Regions from separate parts of the Homo sapiens genome. Here region 2 is linked to region 1. A link is a loop called in an ENCODE intact Hi-C map of the cell type or tissue named here. Cell type or tissue: A673. All regions are shown on one strand. Each heading gives the region's core, and the rest is flanking DNA. Links, peaks and the distances in the headings are about the cores only. Region 1 has its middle 14 kb from the start of HMCN1. Region 2 overlaps HMCN1 (hemicentin 1).

The links. A loop is a pair of places that touch in the nucleus more often than their neighbours do. Peaks named below come from ENCODE experiments on the same cell type or tissue, not always from the same donor. Only the 100,000 strongest peaks of a DNase experiment are listed, where the experiment ranks them.
Region 2: it touches region 1 in a loop (3-fold over the local background); 2 of 110 quality-filtered maps call a loop at or near these places.

What each region holds. Positions count from the first base shown.
Region 1 is chr1:185,716,040-185,724,387 of GRCh38, reverse strand. No RefSeq gene overlaps it. Among named protein-coding and RNA genes, the nearest start is that of HMCN1, 14 kb to the left of the region's middle. In A673, for the core only: CTCF peaks have their summits at 3,564 (motif pointing left) and 5,117; DNase peaks (open chromatin) are centred at 3,547, 4,327, 5,147, 7,377 and 1 weaker place; H3K4me3 peaks cover 659 bases; H3K27ac peaks cover 6,204 bases.
Region 2 is chr1:186,071,212-186,079,559 of GRCh38, reverse strand. It overlaps HMCN1 (hemicentin 1), which reads right to left. Exons shown (of 107, transcript NM_031935.3): 53 at 4,669-4,819; 54 at 2,938-3,132; 55 at 1,340-1,453. Among named protein-coding and RNA genes, the nearest start is that of PRG4, 220 kb to the left of the region's middle. In A673, for the core only: no CTCF peak of the experiment used is centred there; a DNase peak (open chromatin) is centred at 3,409.

The DNA of each region.
Region 1 (8,348 bases), core at 82-8,081:
AATAACATGAGTACATATTAATAAATACTTAAAGATATATGTGTCTATATTAGAATGCACATATATATTCTTGCTCTGTCAGCTGAGGTGGCCTAAAAGTAATGACATCTCAATAACAATGAGCACAATTAGTGCCCAAATATTGATTTTTTTTCTTTTTACCAGCTTGACTTCAAAATACATCAAATATTGATTTCTAATGCCAATTTCCCATAAAACAAACCAGGATTACTTGGAGAAATGGTAGATTCTGAGGCTGGGGCAAGGAATATATAAGAGGAGCATCTTATTGTGGCCAGAAATGAAGGAAATGCAAAAAATAAAAATGTAAAGCACACACACACACAATGGTGGGATATGTTAAAGAGATACAGGTGCCAGTTAAAAGAATGCCCAATGAACAAAGCTGTAACAATTTAAGCAACAAAATAAATAAAATAATATTAAATTAAAACTCAAAATGTAAAATATCCTGAGTCCATAAGGATATAAGTTGAATAAATAAATAAATATAGACAAATCTCCCAAGCAGAAGAATTCAAAATAGTATATATGATACTCCCTCCTCAATGAGATGGAGGATGAATACCCATCCCTTACATGTGGGCTGCACATAATGTCTTGCTCCCAAAGAATATGGTAAAGAAAGGTAGAAAATAACTTTACAGAGGAGAAACCTGTCAAACACCACCTCCACCAGATTATCAAGTTTAACAACAGTGATAAGTCATGTCAATAGCATGTACTCTTGATAGGATGTGATGAGAATAGCATCTGTGGCCTTCCTTTCAGGAATTCCCCCAAGATTTCTTGTCATAATCTAGAGAAGCCTAATGTGTAATGTATCCTGGATAGAATATTGGAACAGAAAAGGTATAGCTGAGGAAATATGAATAAAGTGTGGAGTTTAGTTGATAATAATGTTTAATATTGGTTCATTAGTTATGACAAATGTACCATACCAATATAGGATGTTAGCCATACTGGAAACTGGGTGTAGCATATATGGTAGCACTCTGTTTTATCTTCATAAGTTTTCTGTAAACCTGAAACTATTCTAAAGTTCAAGTTTATACAAATTAAATAAATAAGTTGTAAAAAGTAGCCACCAAATCATTTTTAAAGAGGCATGAATATGATCATATCAAGAAATACAAATGATTTTTATTAGTCGTTTGTCATCTATACAATGAAATGAATTAAATAATGCATCAAAATTTATGTCAACCTAAATAACATAGAGAGGCTTTCTAAAAGAAAATAACATTTATTCGCAAATAGGGCATTGCCATGGGAATAGTCATGTCATAATAAATACGTGTGTATTCAGGGAGGTAAAGGAAGACAAAAGTTTTTAAAGGAAAAATGAAGAGAATTACATAATTTTTGAGGTAATTATTCTTGGCTGCAAGGATCAATAAATAACTAGGGTAGCACCAGTCCAAGACTGAACAGGCAGTTGCTGGGCAGATGTCCTCAAGGAAGAATTTTTTATGTGTGTAAGGTTATTATGGCCTTTTGCAAGGTTGAACTTTTTGCAGTCTTTTGTGATAGTTTTTTTAATCTGGCATTTATGCATGAGAACCCTCCCTTCATGGGCTTCTCTGGCTCTATTTGTCAGGGTTTTTTAAAACCCAAGTGACTCCATTTTGATTCTGACAACTTTCACATTCATAAGTGTATTTTACCCTCGGAATAAAGTCTTACACTTAGAAGACAAAACATCTGAAAGAAATTCCGTCAGTCCTATTGGAAATCAAACTAAAGACACTACATAGCATAAATAAGCATTGGAAATGTGCCCTAAAACAATAATGCTGTTGTTGCTTATGGCCATAGCCACTAAGTCAAAGCTTCAAAAGTATAGCATTAAATTACGAAACATTGGGAGTAGAAGAGATTCATATTTTTTTCAAAAAACTTATCTATTAGTATAATAAATTGCAACTGCTTTAATCAGAAGAGCTTGCTAATGAGGCTGAAGACATTAAAATGTGGATCACTTAGTTTGATTACATTTGATGACAAACTCCAGCTCAATACTAGCTTGTTGCCTAGCAGCTGTTAGTCAATGTGGAACAAGAGTGTGCCTACATCAGCATAAACCCAAACATTCCCACCCAAAATTGCCTAAGCAGAACGCCTTACTGATGGTAGATCAGGTTGTTATTTTCTTATGGAACTTGACTTTATTAACCCAGGCAAGGAATCTTGAGCAGAGCAAAGAAAGTGCTACTCTACATGACTCTGATGGGAAAACTTTGCCGAGATTTGATGGGCAAATTTCAGAAAAATCCTTCCACTCACACTGCAGCTAATCCCATATCTCCCAGTACAGGATTTGCAGTACTATATTTAAGGCATCTCCGCAAATGTCTTTTGCTGTGACTTTTAGTCTGGCCAAAAACCTAAACATCAAGAGTACACAGAAGAAGATTTCTTCCCACTAGGCCTGTAGTTTTTGCCTTAAGGTGGAGTTTCTAAATACAAATATATAATTAACTATTGGAAACATAAGACTCATTCAGTCATCCCCAAAGCCCATTCCCTCATGTTAAATATTTATCTATATGGTGAAACAGAGTATAGATTTAGAAATGCATTTAACAGATGTTGAAACAAAAATTTGGCATAATGCCAATTAATTCAAACTACCAACATTGTTGCTATCATCCTATGTATGTGAAATAATAATAATAACTACATACCAAAATTGAGAAAATAAGATACATAGATACTGAGCAGACACATACTGACTCACAATTTATATTGTATCTCTCCTTTTAATTCAGCCTAAAAAAATCAGTTTGAGTCTTTCTGACTTTAGTTATGTCAAGTGGCTTGCTTAATTCAATCAGCACTTGATAAATAATATTTTAATTTTCATAATCTTACTTTTCATAAATCCAGTCTAGCCAAATATCCTTACCAATATTAAGTAAGATTTGGAACTCTCCTATGGAAAGTTCAGCAATAGCTTTCATCTTTTACTAATCCAAGCTATGGTGATTAAATTCATTGATTTAAGGTTACTCTAAAATTGCTGGAAATACCAAAAATCACTTTCCAAAGTGCTATCTGAAACATTCAAAGAAGCCATGCACAGAAATGATTGTATTCTAAATGAGAGGGGAGTGTAAGAAGTTTTCATCCTACCCTTGGCCTCCACCCCAACCCCATACACACATATCTATTTGATCAGCATTTATTTACTCATAAGTTATTCAATGAATAGTCACTGAAAACTTTCTGTGTGCTGGAGAATAGGGAAATACCATAAAGAGATGGTAACCCTCCAGCTGAATTATAATCAGCAAATGTCTAGAGTTTTCATAGCAATGAAAATAAATAAGATTAATTTTTATCAGAGATGTTGGAATTCTAATACTCAACGTCATGCTTTATCTTTGCTTCTACTATGTTCCTGTTCGTATCTGCCAGAAACAAAAATACTTCATAGCCTAAGATTTCTACCAAATAGCTATTTTATACTTAATGGTTTAAAATCAGTAGAGATATTAGGAGAGTGTGAAAACTAATATTGCCCTCTGCTGGCAGATTCCTCAAGTAAAAAGCATTGTGTTTGTTTTGCTATTTGTAGCTTATTCCTCATTCTTTTGTGGTACATTTTGACATTAAGAGATTAGAATTTGCTTCTTGTAAGTAACATTTGGAATTTCTTCTGAAACAAAGTCCAAAATGTCTGGGAAATGGAGATAAATATCTCATTAGCACCAACCAAAATAAATACTTTAAAAAATGTAGCTCTACCCACATGATGTAAAGGCATTGTCTCATAGCACAGCAGTTTAAAATTCAGGGATATCTTAATATCATTTAATTGAAACTGCATCTAATTCTCCAAGACTCTCCAGGCTCCTACAAACTAGATAGCTCTGAAATTTAAGTAGTCTTTGTCAGAGCATATAATAGACAATTATGCCTCTCTCTCTCTTTTTTTTTTTAAACATTGAGGTATATTAATTCACTCCAGTTAAAATCTCAGATGTGGCATGAAATTTGGGGACATGACTATCCCAGGATATCTGATAAACTCTCAGTTTAAGAGGCTTTATGAATAAAGTTCCTTGCTAATTAAAAAGATGTGAATCATGTTTGGGAATTGCTTCTATCATTATTTAATGAGTTTCTCTTTGCTAGTAAATATAGATGGATAGAAGAAGCTTTGATCTTGAGCTCCTTGACAGTGAGTGCTCTCTTATTCTTTGTATACCAATACTTAGCAGTGCCCTGTATATAATACATATTTAAGGAAGGCTTATTGAGTGGATAAATGAAGTGGTCTTTTCCAGTCACCATGCTTAATTAGATTAAGCCCATTTCCCAATAAAATGCTTAGGGTAGAATGCAGTATGGTACAGTAAGAAGAGCATATGCTTTTGAGTGGGACAGATAGATTTAAATTCTAGCTTTGATACTCAGCTGTGTGAAAGGAAAGCCACCTAATCTCTCTGAACTGCAGCTTTCTTCTTGTGTTGTTGTACAAATTATATAAGATAAAATATGTAAAGTATTTGAGAATGTGCCTGGCACATAATGAGTATTGAAACATTTAATTATCTTCCCTTTCCTTTCAGGTACATTCCTAATTTCTTTCTTTTCAATCAGTACTACAGAACAAAATTGGCTCAGACCCATTTTGAGAAGAAAGAGAATTTGTTGTAGTTACACTATTTGTTCAAATTTTCAAACCTGTTTTTCCCCCACCAGAATAAGAATATGTACGTCCAAGCTCCCATATTTCGCCTGCTTTAGAGCTTCTATTGACTTCAGAAAAGTTTACCAACACTAGGAAAAGACGTAGGGGAATTTACTTTATTTACCGTCATTTTCCAATTAAGTAGAAAATTACAACACTTTCCATTAGATTAATGATTCACAGATTTCAAAACACTGATCTATATTCTCTCACTGCAAGCTCACATTAGCCCCTACTTTCCTTAAAGCTAAGGAAACTGAGGGAGGAAAAAAAGGGAGCTGCCAAATGTAGAGAATAAAACCAGACACCGTGAGTTCTGACTTGTCCAGGGATCATTCCTGACCCCACCCTAGGATGCACTGCATCCCGTGTTCTCCTTGGGAACTGTCATTACATGCTCACTAGTGCTCCCTGCCCTCCACTTTGGACGTTGCATTCTTGGAAGCAAGCCCTCTCCTGTTGCCAACGGGATTGTGGTCTACCAGTTAAAGAAGACAACCAAGTCATGAGTAGTGGAGTTCATTTTTTTGTTTTCTCAGTGACTCACAATAAGACATGTGGTGAGTTGTTCAGAATTAACTACTTTTCCAAGGTTTTACAAAGACTAAATGCCCATGGTGGTATTTTTAACAATTCTGGTAAAGTTCTCAGTTTATTTTCAATATTAAGGATGCTACAGCAAGTGTGATTGGAATGGAAAAATTGAAGCTCTTGTCTATAGGGGTACAGACTGATAGTCTCCATTAGAAACAACTGGGCCTGTAAGTTTTTTTCTGTGATGCATTTATTGACATTCTTGTTGTGTTGCCAGTGCTAGCTGGTGGCCAGCTGTTCCTACCATATTTTAATTAAAGAAACTCCCACACCATCAAGAAATGGTCTGTGCAAAGATGTGCAATACCTATCTGCTGCTTTTCCTGTCTAGACCTTAACTACATGTGTAGACCTTAACAATATAATTCATTCTTACCCTTGCCATCCCACATCCCCCACAAAAGTGTTATTAATTTGGGATCCCTGTACCTTTAAGGGAAATTTATCCCCCTGAAACTGTGTGTAAAATTATAGAGGTATATTCTTATGAAGAGAAGGCTCATACTTTCAACAGATTTTCACATGAATTCACTCAGAAAGGGGGTAAAGAAAATTGACTGTAGACAGGTACCCACTTAGATCAATTTTCAGTGGAAATAAATGAATAATTGTTTCTTATCTTAAAAACCTCAACAATGGAAGACTTCTAGAGGTAAGCTAAAGACTAAATAAAGTAGAAATAAAACATGGGGAAGAGAAGTACAAATAGTAGCAGGCAACAGATGACAAATTGCTTGAAAAAAGAAAGTTATAAAATAGAAAATACACTATTATCATTTTAGTGAACATTTCACATACTAACAATAAGTATATGGATGGACTCCTAGAAGAGGCTTTTAGGGAAGCAATGGTCATCTTTAAGTTTATAAGCTCATGCTGTGTCCAAAAGAAAGTACAGTAGTGATTTAATTTTAATAAATAATAATTTATAAATGAACTGATTATAATTTGCCTTCTCTACTACTTTTCTTACTTCACCTTCCCATTAGCCAATTAAAGCAGCCAGCTGAGAGCCATTGTCCATCTCCCTTCTCTAGCACAGCACAGATAGAGAGAAATAGCGTCACAGAAAGTCTGAATTTGCTTTATCATGCCCAACACCAAAATGGCACATTGTATTGGCCGAAATCACTAATGCTCTTCCCCAAAATTATCTTCAATCACATAATTTAATAAGAAATCTCACTTAAGTCCCTACCCAAGCCTCCCTCTAATTATACAAGGCATCCCACCTCTGCCTTTATCCTTTCCCCTTCTTCAGCACTTCTCCCTCCTCTGCCTGTGTTCCTCACACTTCCCCAAGCTCTTCTCCCACAAAAACAGAGAAAAATAATAATATTAAGAGTGCACCTTTTCTGGAGATAAAGAAGTCAGTCCAGGACTAACTCACATAGTAACTGAAGAAATATTCTTGAATGTGTGGTAATAATTTTTACAACCTCATCATTTCTACCTTCTTTATATGACTTCTGTTTCTTTTTTCTTAAGAATCTCTCTAAGAATTCTCTTCTAAGAAGCCCTAAGGAAAACAACCCTGTCACTCAAACCATCCCAAATCTAATAATGCATCTTGCCCCCTTCAATTTGGCTAATAATAAATTATCTGAGAAAAGAAACAACGGGGCCCAGCATGGTGGCTCACACCTGTAATCCCAGCACTTTGGGATGCCAAGGAGGGCAGATCGCTTGAGCTCAGGAGTTCGAGACCAGCCTGGACAACATGGTGAAATCTCATCTTAAAAAGTGCAAACATTAGCTGGGTGTGGTGGCACACACCTGTGGTCCCAGCTACTCCAGTGACTGAGGTGGAAGGATTGCTTGAGTCTGGGAGGCAGAGGCTACGGTGAGGCGAGATTGTGCCACTACACTCCAGCCTGACTGACAGAGCAAGACCCTGTCTCAAAAGAAAAGAAAAAAGAAACAAAAGAAAACTGAAAAATGTTTATATTTTTCCCCCTTTTCCATCCTGAAAGAAGACAGAAACTGTTAGGCAAGGGGTAAGGGGATGACAAGTAAAGCAGTGGCAGTAAAATGTGCGCGCACACACACACACACATACACACACACACATACAGCATTATGGGCAACATTTTGGTTGAAGAGACTAACAATGGTAAAATGAGGTCCCTCTTAATCATCAAATGACAATTTTAGCAACCTAGTTTTGGAAAAAAAGTTACACTCCGCTTACTTCTAGTAAAATCCCAATTTCTTATGCCTATAGATTTATTAGCACAATAATGGAACACAACTAGGCATTAAAAAGTTACTGCTTTGAAAAAAAAAGGTGGGTTCTACAATAAAATTTGTATACTTTGTCTTTTCAATGCCTGAGGCACTGTTTCCAGCTTTTCTACCCTAGCATTATGTGCACATACAGAATATCAAAATAAAACTTCAAGTGAAAATTTTAGTAAGGTTATTTTTTAAAAAAGAAACTAGTTTTAGTGTGAGTTGCATGCTAATAGTCCTCTCATGCTAAGATTTATTCTAGCAACAGTAAAAATATTCATATTTACTATACAGTTTGGGACAAGTTAATAATTTGTTCTGAATTCTACTATACTTCTGTATATGTCAAATCTAACAAAATTCAGTCAAGATTTAAACAAAATTCATCAAGTGTTCTAAGACATCCTGAAATTCTATCTCCTTCACAAAAACTTTTCTGCGTAAGGTGGTAATTTCCTGCCCTCTCACCGTATCCTCATTTTTTCAATATGACATTCATAAATCTGACCCTTGTCAGCAATTTTATGGAAATAATGGAGCTGTGCCAGAAGGCCAAAGATAGGCAAAGCCGTGATTTTCAAAGGGGTGGAGAACAGGAGAAACAAAAGTAGATCTTTCAAAGACTACATCTTATTCACTTTATGACTAGCAGTACCTAGTATAGGTTCTGTAACAGGAAGGAAGGAAGGAAGGAAGGAAGGAAGGAAGGAAGGAAGGAAGGAAGGAAATCCATTTAAATAGGTTCTAAAAACCCTGGCAAATATAGCATCTACATTCTATTGAAATGAGAAATAAGTTGATA
Region 2 (8,348 bases), core at 259-8,258, 350 kb before region 1:
CTCAGTGGGATTGATGCGCAGGCACACAACTCTACTTGTTATATAACCTGTTTGTGTAAGTTCATACTTGGCTCTGAGCCACTATTGTCTGTAGAAGGTATAACTGCTCTGCGACACTGTGCACGGGGCTCAGTTTGGCATGGCATAGCATGGCTTGACATGGCTTGCGTGTGCCCAGAGAGAGAGAGTAATACTACTGACCACTGTAAGGGAGAGCCAGGCTCCTTTAAGGCAGGCAGGAACCAGCTCGTCCCCAGAGAGAAAGAGTTAAGCTGCTAACACTGCAAGAGAGAGCTGGCCTTGCAGGCCAGCCATAGAGCTATGCACGGGAGCCGGCTGCTGAGAGGAGCCACAGAGGCAGAGCAAAAAGCCAAGATAAAGGGGGACAGTGTAAGAGAGCTAGTGTGAGAGAGCTGCTGATGAGAGAGCTGCTGATGAGAGAGCTGCTGATGAGAGAGCTGCTAAACACAACTAGAGCTGGGGATCGAACCTGATCCTAGGCAGGACATATGGCGTAGCTGTGAACCTGACAAGGTCAAGTTAAGCCAGGTGGTCCAAGATATTCCTTCACTGTCCTTGACAATGTCAGCATTGATTTTTTAATTGTCATCTCATCTCTTTTCCTTGTAACTCTCTCATGAACTTTAAAATCTATGTTAATTGTTATGTCACTTATCTTTTCCCTTACAGGAAAAATACTTCTTCAACTCTCTGTTCATGCATTCAGATGGTGATTTGGTTCAAGGTTGGACACATGAACTAGACCTTATCAATTAGAACATTGCAACCTCTTGCTGTCTGTGATTGGCTCTGGATGGATACGTGATTCACACTTGGCCAATTAAAACCACGGAAATTCAATTCTAGGGCTTCAATTGTAAATACTAGGAGAAAAAACTTTCATTTGAATGTGGAACTAGGAGGATGCAAGCCTAGAGCTGCTAGAGGCCACCTTGCTATCCAAGGGGATCCCCCTCCCTGAGAGTGACATTAATAAAGAAAAGCAGAGTCGAGAGAGGTAAAGTCTGGTTGACCTCATTTGAACCACAGAAGTCAGACATGACTGTAGCCAGCTCTATTTTGGGACTTTTCTGATTCATAAGTCAATGAATTCTTTTTGTTTGTTTGTTTTCATTTAAGTCAGTTTGTTTCTTAATACTTCAAGAGTCCTGACTAATGTGCTGTCAATTTGTAGAAGATAATTACCTCCTTGGGAGAACTATCAGTTTCTGGTTATCTTTATAGTCTCAAAAGCGCTTAGTGTAACATCCTGCAAACATTAGTTCCTCAAAAATACTTTTCAGTAAAAGAATGAACAATAAACAAAAGAAAAACTCACCGAGTACACGGACATCATATTGAAGGGAATCTTCTCCAGCCTCATTCACAGCCACACATGTGTATCTCCCAGCATCTTCTACTTTAGCCCGAGGAATCTGCAACACTCGCCCTCCTGAAAATAATATCCCACTATGTTTACTCCTCTAATCTTAGAGTGAACACAAGCCATAAACAGATACAAATTTTCAGGTCTAATGACTGCCTTACATTTTCTTTCAAGGTTCCTGTTTCATCCAATGGTTCAGTTTTAATCTCAGATACCACTTTTACAACAAACACTGCATTATTAAAAAGTGAGCCAACATATGAATCGGAACTCCTGAGAAATGAATAGCTCATGTAGATTTTCCTAGAAGGGGGACTGCTACTCTATGTGCTTCATCATATTTCCTAGGGAATGTTACTATATAGTGACTCCTTGCTTTTATAGTTTTGAACACTTTTAATAGAAGTTTACACCATTTGCTGCAAGTACTTGTTTGAGAAAGCAATATCCAAGGTTGTAAAAGTATAAAGTGTACTATTTTACATACATTCTTATGAGGATAGCTGTATATTTTTAAACATCATGTAGATATAATTTCAAATTTAGAGAAAAGTTGCAATAATTATATAAAGACTTTTACTCATGTTCACTAATTATTTATATTTCACTCCATTTGCCTTATCTCTCTCTGTCATATGTATATAATCTTTTTCTGAACCATTGAAGAGTAAGTTGGAGACATGGTGCCCTTTCACCCCTAAAATACTCATAAATCCATATTTCATAACAAGGATAATCCCTTATATAACCGTGTTACAATGATTAAAAACAGAAAATTTAAAATCAAAACAAAACTACTATTGAATCCGCAGTCCATAATCAAATTTCATTATTGTTGCAATAATGTTTTTTATAGCCATTTTCCCCAAACCCAGATCTAATTTAGGATCACATATTAGACAGAGTTACCCTATCTACTTAGTCTCTTTTCATTTTTATTTTCAGGATACTCTTTTATTTAATTGGGGTCAAATTTACATTCAATTACTTACTGCACTGACCTTAAGTGTACAATCTGATGAATTTTGATAAGCCCTGTATATCTGAATGCTTGTTAAAATTAAATAGAAGCCTTGAAAATATTATTCCATAACAGTTTAAACATCTTTGCAATCAATAAACCAGATAACAATTTAAATATTTGAAACTAATAATCTTCCCTATTTATTTATGATAAGTGCATTTAATAAACTGAGCAGTAATGATCTGTAAATATATATTAGCATTTATGTTAATAATATATATAAACCAAACTGATTATCTTATTGCACTAAAAGAGAAATGGAGGCACAAGGAAGCCAAAGGACTTTGAGTTGATAGAGTGATGCGTAGTAGATCTGAAAAGTTTACTAAGCTATTTTCTCCTATTGTCTAATTCTCAAGCAAGACTCTTCTAGATTGAAGCTACGTGGATGCCAGTGGCATTCAGCAGTCTAACTGCCAGTTAAATTACTTAGCCAGAGACCCAACCAATTCAATTCGTCTAATACATGAGAGGAAACACATTTGGCAGAGAGTCAGCTTTTCACCCTGTTGGTATCAATCTTTACCTGGCAAAATCAATACTTTATCACTTGAGGTCAGAGGGTGGCCATCTTTGTACCATGTCAGTGTAGGAGGGGGAGCAGCATTTGTCTCACAGTAAAGAGAAATGGGATTGTTGATGATCACATCTTTGGCTTCACCATTCCTGCCAGTATCTAGCATGTTTCCTATTTCCCAGAGTTTCTGAAAACTTGGAGGAACTATGGAGGAAAGGCATTAAATGTTGGTCACATATAAATGCTTAAACAAAGATCTTGGCTGTGTTTTCACCAGAGTGATTTGTAAAAGCAATAGATTAGACAATGTGGAAATAATTTCAAGTACTGACGCCACCACCAACTCTAGCCCTTAGCCAAAAAAGTAGTACACGAAAGTCGGAGCTGGTTGTCAAGTGGAAGAACAAGAAGTATGAGGCTCAGAATGCTGTGTTTATGCTTTGCTCTCCCCGTTAAAGGGCTCTGGCACTTAGACAATAAAGGGGCTCACTCTCAGGAAGGAGCATTGCTAAATGATACACAGCAGGAAAGACTAATTTTGAGAAACCATTAAAAAATACTGGTTCAATTGAGAGCATTTCACAGTGATTTGGCTTACTAAGAAGGCTAAAGAAATTATGCAATCAGGATTAAAAATTCCATTAACAAAAATAATAGGACATTTTCATACTTTTCTGGGGACAAGTATGAACTTTATGAAAGGCAATTTGCCTGCACATCAAAAGCATTAAAAGAGTGCATAACATAAAATTTATCACAGAAAAAAGTACATTTAACCTAAAATTTCCACCCTTAGAAAATTATGAAAAATCAAAGATGTACAAAAGTTTTATGTATAAAGATGTTCAGTGTAGCATTATTTATGAGTGGTGAAAGCTTAGAAACAACCCAGACATTCAACAATAGAAGTCTGGTTAAATAAATATTTTTTGGATATTCAACTGGTGAAACAGACATAATTATTAAAAATCATGTCGAATAGTTAGCAACATCAAGAGTAACAATATAAACAACAATAATGGCAGGTATCATTTCTCAATCATTTTGCTAGGAGCTTTATATACTTTATCTCATTTAGTATTCACTGCAATTCTACAAGACAGTCATGTTACAAATGAGGAAACAATCTTAAAATTTAGGTAACTTTACTAAGTCACAAAGCTTTTAAAAGCCATAATCATCATTCAATTCCAAGTCTGTTTTGTTATGTTGTTTGCTTGTTTTTATTTTTACATTTATTTATTTATTTATTCCAACTTTCATTTTATGTTTATGGGGTACATGTGCTGGTTTGTTACATGAGTAAATTGCATGTTTTGGGGGTTTGGTGTACACATTATTTCATCACCCAGATAATATGCCCAGTAGTGGACAGGTAATTTTTTATTACTCTGAATTCTGTACTGTACTACTTTCCTGCCTTTCATGTAAATGCTGCTTTTAAAACTTCATGATATAAAGTTAAGGGAATGCTAATGCAACAGAGAAATCTATATTGTGTGACCTCAACTTTGTAGAAGTATACACTTTAAAATATCAGAAGGAAACACATAAAAATAACAGAGGCAATCCTGAATGATGGGATTATTTCCTTCTTTAATTCTCGAGTCTAAATTTTCAATCATGAATTTATATTATTGTCAACAGAAAAAAACACTGTTTAAAATAAGTCAAATCTCTTTTCTTTTACTTTGAAAGATCATATAAATTACATTATATACAATAAGCAATTAGTATTACCTTGAATATTCACATCAAAATCCAACTCATCTTCACCTGCAATGTTAGATGCTACACAAGTATATCGTCCGGTGTCTGATATTTGAGCCTCCTTTATTTGAAGTGTGTGTCCATTCGCAGCAATATTAACATGATCATCGGATTTAAGGGGCTGTGATTCAATTATAACAATGTTAGCATTAAGTGCTATAATGAATCCTCTAAGAGGCCATGCAGTTGATAGTTTTTGTGATTTTTTAAATAAATGAAAATAAAATTGTATGCAAAACATTCATGACAATAGTTTAATCAAAATAATTGATTTACTTTGATTAAACTCATTGTTTTTGACTAATCAAATTTTTATTTATTGAAATTGCTGCTGTTACAGTTTACATTTTTACGAGGCATTTGTGCATGATGCATTTATACATTTTTATGATAAATATATGTTCTTAGTTATCATATTAATTTATTCATGTTGGAAAAATTTTTTTCACTGATCTCATATAATATTTAAAAAGCAGTCTTTTATAATTTTGTAGAAAATGTTAGAATTTCTTTATGAAAGATTGAGCACATTAGTATAATCTGATTTGATCTAAATTACTTTTGTTCATTCAGAAACATCATTACTTTATAAATAAAAAATTTTAACCTAAAGATATTTATATTATGTTTTATTGAAATTATTACTATAAAATAGGATATTAACTTACATATATTCGTATTATGGTGTTTTATCAGTAACATTGCCTATAGCTAATAGAACATCTCCCATCTTCTCAACATTTTCATTTATACTAAATTCCCCCTCATTCATTGAAAATTTTAGCTCCGGGCTCACTATCATTCCTTCTAATGATACTCTTCTCATAACTCTTGGTGATTTCAATGCCCACAAAGATAATCATCCAATGCTGTGTTCTCTTAGCTCCTTGATCTCCTTCTTTTAATTTTCTTGTCCCTCACCCTTTCTCACCCACTAAATAGGAGTCATACCTAGACCTTATAATTACCAATAACTATGCTCCTTCATAATCTCAGTTTCAAGCTCTCATTTGGTGACTATCACTTCCTAGTTTTCTATTATTACTAATTTTCTTTAAGTTTTTTTTTTTTCATCCCATGGGAGCCCCACAATCCATTGACCTTGCAATATTTTCACTGCCACTCAGTCTCCTCCTGACTTCTATTCCCTTCTTACCCAGAGAAGATCTGTCATGATAATTGTTCCTTGTATAAAACTCTCAACTCTTTTGCCTCCTCTCCCTTTATTTTACTCCCCTGGCAAAACCCTAACTGGTTAAAATCAGTTTCTGCTCATTCTGAGAATTTGCTGGTCAAGGGCATCCCTCCAGCAACTGTGTTTCTCTCACCTACATCATCATTAACTTATTTCTTTCCACTGGATGATTTCAGCCTAAAAAAACAAAAACAAAAACCTCTCTTGCTGCAGCCCACCTCTACATTTCTACATTTGTTGCCAAATGACTTAAAAATATTTTCTATACTTGTGGACTCCAATTACTTTCCTTCAGTTTTTTCCTTCCATCATTTCTTGATATGTTCCAATCAGACTTTCACTGTTTCTTCTTGATCAAAAATTCTTTGCCAAGGTCACCAATGACATTCATGCTGGTAACTTCTAAGTACTTATTTTACCTGATCAGTATCATTTAACAGAGTTTAACTTGTGTTCATTTTGAAGTACCTTTTTCACTTATCTTTTGGGACACTACGCTCCCTGCTCCCCAACTTTAAATACAGGAGTACCCTGAGGCTTAATCCTTAGACCTCTTCTCTATTTACTCTCACTTATCTTGAACCTATATTTGATCTCCTTCCTACACATCCCACACCTCCTGCTACCACCTTGGTCCAAGCAACAACCATTGCCCTTTTGGTGGAGATGCAATTGCCATAACCATTGCAATAACTTCATAGCTGGACCTTTTCTTTATTCTCCAAGTACAGAAAGAAATGCAATCTGCTTAAAACCTTAAGTCAGATTGTGTCATGTCATTCTTGTGTTCAAAATTTCCCAGTCGGCTTTCCGTCAGAATAAAGGCCAACTGGCACAAGGGGCATCATGGTCTGGCTCTCCATTAGTCTTCTGCTCACATTTTCTGTTCCCATCTGTCACTGCACTTCAGCCCAAATGCCTCAGGGCCTTTGCCCTTGCTGTGCTCTTTACTTTGGAATATTTTGCCCTCTATTATTTTATGTCTGCTTCCTTCATTTTGGGTTTCTGTTTAAATGTCACCTTATCAGTGAGGTCTTCCCTAAGTAAGAAATCACACTCTCCACCCTTGGTTTCCTTCTCTCATATTGAGTTTTCTCCATGATACCTGCCCCACCTGACACATTATGTCTTATTGGTTTGGTTTAGTTTTGCCTTCCTAAACTTCACATGAGTAGAAATTTGTGTCTGTTTCTTTCACAGCTGTATTCCCTGCATTTAAAACAGTGTCTGACAAATAGTAGATGTTCAACAAATAATTCAGAATGCAATTAATCATTATTAACATTGTATCACTTATATAAAAGTAGCATAATTTAAATTTTTTTGCTAAAAGAAAAACTTCAGGGTATGAATAAATAAAACTCAAGATTCTATCAAAACTTATTGTGGCCAATACTTTGTCCAGTTTTTAATGTCTGTCAATATGTTTTGTGTTTCTTTTCTTGAAAACACTACTTCACTTTAGTATTGCTCATCTGAAGACTGAAATAACAGGAGAATGAATATGGAAAATAAATTTTAAAATAGTACGTTTTTGTTCACATTCTAGGAGACCAATTGCAAACCCTAAAACACCTAGCAGTGTAAAGCATCATAATTGGGTCAATTTCAAAGCCTGAACCTGAAGCTGCAATTTAACAACTTATAATGAAATTTTCAAAAATAAGACAAAAATGCCTCATTTCCTGTGCACTTTTAGTCTTTACCCAGTTTTTAATGTGTGTATGTGTTCATGTACATGTGAGCATATGTGGTAACTATAAGGAATGAAACAACTTTAGAAAAGATTAAAATATTTCAAAGGAGAAAGGGATTATTTGTTTCCAAGTAAACTCATAAAGAATTGATATTGTACTATGAAGTGTGCTTGTAGTCAGAAAAGAAACTATAAACGGAGCATGGTGGGAATTCTATATTTTCCCTTTTGCAATGGCTTCCAGATGAAACTTGCTTATTTTATAAGATGACTTTTTTTCTAGCTGCCAATATTGCAAAATCCATCTGAAATCTGAAAAAATAAAGCTATATCTTTCCTGCATCTTAAATCATGATTATGATCTGAACTTCTACAACTGGAATTTGACTGACTATTTGGTTGATTATGTGTAAAACAGGACAAACAGCAGCTTAGCCGTTTCACATCTGTATTAAGTACGGTGTTAACAGCTGCTTAAAAATCTATTTTGGTCTAAGATCAACAGCACATATGTCTTTTAAAACATGCATGGAAGAACATAAGTTGAATGAGAAATATGGATATGTGGTCTGAAAATCAGATCACAGAATTGAAGGATCTGTCTTTTATTTAAAGTTTCTCTGTTCCCAGTTAACTGTACTGGGCCCTTCATCATCTTTTTTAGCTTTTTGTCTTCATCTTGGAATATTTTAAAACATTACCTTTTGTAAAAGAGTTAAAGATACTTAAAGAATATCTGAGTAACTTTAGTAAATTTAG